2 separate regions of the Homo sapiens genome follow, and region 2 is linked to region 1. A link is an interaction called in ENCODE POLR2A ChIA-PET data of the cell type or tissue named here. Cell type or tissue: HepG2. All regions are shown on one strand.

Region 1 (2,500 bases):
CACCCCCACCCCCACCCCACCAAATCTACTGAACAATGAATGATTCCTGAGCTGCCAGGCCTCTGCAGCTGGCACTTCCTCCACTCACTCCCCAGCAGTGGGCTGGGTCTGCCCCTCCTGCTCACCATACTTTGTGCACACTGCTAGCACAAGCTTGCTACACCACATTCTGCCTGTTTTTGCTTTTTCCTTGGCAGATTGTGAGCTTTGTGAAGGCAGGACCCACATCCTACTCCCAACTACTCCATCCTCCCAACCTCTGGCCCTGCATGAAGAATGTGCTACTTAATGATATTGCTACTGTTGACTTGAGTCTCTCCCTGAAAGAAAAAATATCTGAATATATGACATCATGGCTCATGGGACGCAGTGACTGTCTTCTTTGAATGGGCAGGCAGAAAGGGAGGGGGAAGCCGCAGGAAGACAGAGAAAGCACTGTGTTGGCAGGCACTGGGGATGCAAAGAAGAATGCAACAGGGCTCCTGCCTTCAAGGAGCTCACAGTCGTGTTGGATGCTTATGGAATGCAGAAATACCCATGAATCTTTCCTCTTCTTAAGCTCCAAGAAATCAAAGAGGAAGCCACAAGCACAGCTGAGACAGACTGGCAATGAAAGAGGACATGTGGCTGTTTTGTTCCCTAACAGAATGAACCTGGAAAGCTTAAAGCCCTTCTTACTTCAAAATTAGCTCAATCTTCCCTGTTTTTAATTCTTGTGATCTTCATCAATTTCAGATTTAGTATCCTACTTCAATCCACCACTGACAGAGAGCATAACATTCAGCATTTAATTGAGAAAAACAAATTTTCTAAGAAACACCTCAACTTGTTTATAGGCAGAATAGGTAAGAATGAACTGGACAAACGGAAGTCAGACATGCTAACTCAGGGCCTTATTCTCAGTACCCACAATATTTTCTACAGACAGAAGGAATATATACAGTCAACACAGCTTTATCTGCAAGCTCATTCACCACACAGAAGTTTGACTTCTAAAAAAAAAAAGGCAGAGCCCAAACTACTTATGTGGCTCGGGCCCTGAATGTTGCTTTGTAAAGATATCTCAGAGTGAAATTATCCAGCAAACCCTTGTGTGGATAGAAGGTTCCACAAGTCAACAACCGCTTAAGCAGTTTAAACCAACAAGCAAGATGCCCTCTATTTAAATGCTATGAGTGAATCTATTTTAAGCCTTTAAAAATCCTTTGGGCAGGTGTTTAAGCTGTGCACAGACTGAGCCTGTGGAGGCTCTGGGGGGTGGGGGAGGGCGGGCTCCACTCTCCATGCAGGCAACATTTTGTTCAGACAATCTTCCTGCAGCAGGTCATGTGACAAAGGCCAAATAAACAGCATCTGGGGATTTTCAATTACAGACCTTCGCCCAGCATGCCTGCACTGTAATCTCTACCAGATGAGGCTCAGGCCTCCCTATTTTCAATAATTCACACACTGTGTACACATAACATGACAATAAGTGCATTCATGGTGTGGCCTGATTCGCAGATCAAAGCTAGCAAAGGGCCAGCTGTAAGCATGCTCGGCTGCTGGATGATTCGTGCCTTTCACAGGCTTGGAAAGGCGCTCCGCAGGACCTGGCAAGCCGGCCTCTTTCCTGTGTGGTATGCTGAGCAAACTCTGAACATGAGCGGGGCACAGCCCCCTGGGACACCCAGAGAGGCGACCAATTCTATGTGCATTTGGGAGTACTGGGAAAGATTCAAACACCAACCTACTCCACAAGCTCCCTCTTGGATAGACTTGTCTTGGCTAGTGCAAGACACGTGCAAAAGGCCACCGCTAAAAGGGGCAGGTGGTTCTTGAGATGAAAACTGTTTTACAACAACAGTACGGTTTCCACACTTAATAAACCCTTAGCCAGGTGCAAGTGCTCAAGTTCACAAATCCACTGGCTGTGCAGTTCCCATTTAGCCATCACACACGTGTACACAGACTGAGACACAAACTACATGGAGGTATATTGTTAATGCATGTCACAGAGCTTTGGATCTGGGAAATGAAAGAGGACGCTCTGTTGTTATTACTGAATTCCCTACACATTAACTCAATTAACTCCTGTGCTAGACTAACACTTCTAGCTACTGTGTGTGCGTGTGCGCACACACACACGATAGTGCTTTGAAAGCATTCAGAGTTCTCAAGTCCACAACATTCCAAATGTCTCTTTCCCTGCAGAGAGAGCTGCAACTGGAGAAAATAAGGACACCACTTCCTCATATAAAAATTCTAGGCCCGGCACAGTGGCTCATGCCTGTAATCCCAGCAATTTCAGAGGCCGAGGGTGGATCACTTGAGGTCAGGAGTTCAACAACAGCCTGGCCAAGATGGTGAAACCCCGTGTCTACTAAAAATACAAAAATTAGCCGGGCATGGTAGTGGGTGCCTGTAGTCCCAGCTACTCAGGAGGCTGAGGCAGAGAATTGCTTGAATCCAGGAGGCAGAGGTTGCAGTGAGCCAAGATTGCGCCACTGCACTTTAGCCT
Region 2 (2,500 bases), 380 kb after region 1:
ATTCACAGACACCGACTATTTCATAGAATTCTCCATAAAACATGACAGAAACACAGAAGGGGTACCTTCAAAGCTTAAATCAAGCTTGTCCAACCCACAGCTCACGGGCTGCAATGTGGTCCAGGATGGCTTTGAATGCAGCCCAACACAAATTCATAAACTTTCTTAAAACATTATGACATTATCTGGAGATTTTTAATAGCTCATCAGCTATCATTAGTGTTTAGTGTATTTTATGTGTGGCCTAAGACAATCCTCCTCCTTCCAATGTGGCCCAGGGAAGCCAAAAGATTGGACATCCCTGGCTTAAATGATTCTGTAGGTACAGATTGTGTTTGTTTTCCAGCTAAGCACAACTGTTTCCTTAAAATTCTATAGTTTCTTCTAATATCTCCCCTAGAACTACCAGTTTTCTTTCTTTCTCAGGCTATTTCTCACAAAGAAGCACAATTTTCATTACTTTGTTAACAAGCATTGCTACGCAAGGAGTGAGCAGTGGAAATAAAGTCATGTTTAAATGTGGCTGCAAGGCTAGGCTTACTGGCCAATGAAGGAACTTGCTCCTGCCTGGGACTTTCTCTCCTGTAGCTACACTGATCGGCACTGTCCAATACAGTAGCTACTAGCCACTTGAGCTATTTAAATTTCAGTGAATTAAAAATTCCGCTCCGTAGCTGCACCAACCACATTTCAAGTACTCAATGGCCACAGGTGGCTGGTACCTACAACACCAGACAGCATGGATGTAGAAAGGTTCCATCACAAGATCATCAAGTATGTTCTCATGATTTAAGTGAGGACATGCCATATTTGGTTTTCTGCTCCTGTTAGTTTGCTAAGGATAATGGCCTCCAGCTCCATCCACGTCGCTGCAAATTACATGATCCTTTCTTTATTCATGGCTGCATAGTGTTCCATGGTGTATATGTACCACATTTTCTTTATCCAGTCTATAGTTGATGGGAAAATAATCCATACAACAAGCCCCCAGGACACAAGTTTGCCTATGTAACAAACATGTACCCCTGAACTTAAAGTTAAAAAATAAAATTTTTAAAAGAGTAAGTGGATAATGTCCTAGGTCATCCCATTCAACTAATGTCCATGTCCACATTTAAATCTCCAGCCTGGAGCTCCAAGCTTATGAATCTAATCACTTATTCAATGTCTCCTCTTAGGTCTACTAATAGAGATCTCAAATGTACACATCCAAACAGAACTTGTGATTCTCAACACCCTCATACCCACCATACCAGCACTAAAATGAACCTGTTCTTTATTCTTATCCTCTTCAGTAGATGGCACCACTGTTTACACCATGGTTCACGCCAAGCTCCGAGGAATCACTCTTAAGTTCTCATTTTCCTCACCTTTTGCATCTGTCCAAAACACTGGCAAGTATTGTGGGCTCCGCCTCCAAACCAGGACCCAATTCCAAACACTTCTCACCATCTCCCTGCTCTATCATCCTGACTTGAGCCACCGTTATCTTTTGCCTGGCCTATCAGAACCACCTTCTAACTGGTCTACTGCTTTGCTTGCATTTCCCCCACTCTCACCTACTTCCCACAGTGCAGCGAGAATGTTCTACAAAAATGTAAATAGGATCATACATTCTCCCACTTCAAGCTTTCTTGTGACTTCCCATCATACTCAGGTCATAGGTAGGAGCTGAGGTTTTATTCTATGAGACTCTGATTAGCGCCCTCCCACCTCCCTCTCATGTTTTATTTTCTCATCATGATCTATTTTCTCATCATGATCTGAAATAAAAACTTATATGGCTGTTAACTCTCTCCCTCACCAGAATGTAAGTTTTGTAAGGACTGGCACTATTTCTCTTTTGTTCACTATTAGATCCCCCATGAGGCCAGAGGGCACAGTGGTTAGAAGCCAAGCTGCCTACGTTCATATCCAGACTCTACCACTCACCAGCTCTGTGGCCTTGGGCAAGTTCATCAACCTCTCATGCCTTAGATTCCTCACCTGCAAAATGGGAGTGACAGCAATATTGCCGACCTCCAAGGGTTGCTGAGAAGACTAAATGAGTTAATATATGCAAAGTACCCAGAAGCATGCCTGGCAGCTGGTAAGAGCTAGGTAAATACATGCAACTATTATTATTACTTAAAACAACACCTCAAGCATTGTAAGCACTCAAGAAATATTTGCTGAATACATAATCCAAACTGTCAAGACCACCCTTCAACTGCACAGGTTATGAGTTGAGGCAGAATTTGCCAAAGCAGAGAATGGGATGCAAAGGATTTTACCTTTTTCCCAGAAAAACAAAATACATTTCCATTTTAGCCTGACTGTGTGTGCGCACATGTGCGTACGCATGCACGCACATTTCTGGGGCAGCATTTCCAGCTTACATTTTATAAGGTAAGTAAAGTCACACCTGTCCCAAGACTTGTTGTATAGCCAAAGTGAGCCAATTTGTAAATGGAGAGGTATTGAAACATCTCTAAAGTGTGACTAGAAACGCAATATTTGA

The links. ChIA-PET counts read pairs that join two places held together with the same protein. Peaks named below come from ENCODE experiments on the same cell type or tissue, not always from the same donor. Only the 100,000 strongest peaks of a DNase experiment are listed, where the experiment ranks them.
Region 2: POLR2A ChIA-PET joins it to region 1 with 12 read pairs; 2 of 35 experiments call an interaction of 5 or more read pairs at or near these places.

Annotation. Positions count from the first base shown.
Region 1 is chr11:12,845,009-12,847,508 of GRCh38, reverse strand. All of the region lies in intron 3 of TEAD1 (TEA domain transcription factor 1), which reads right to left. Among named protein-coding and RNA genes, the nearest start is that of TEAD1-AS1, 77 kb to the left of the region's middle. RefSeq lists an enhancer at 510-2,500. In HepG2, no CTCF peak of the experiment used is centred here; DNase peaks (open chromatin) are centred at 1,448 and 2,208; H3K4me3 peaks cover 1,297 bases.
Region 2 is chr11:12,469,925-12,472,424 of GRCh38, reverse strand. The region is part of intron 1 of PARVA (parvin alpha); the gene reads right to left. Among named protein-coding and RNA genes, the nearest start is that of PARVA, 94 kb to the right of the region's middle. In HepG2, no CTCF peak of the experiment used is centred here; no DNase peak of the experiment used is centred here.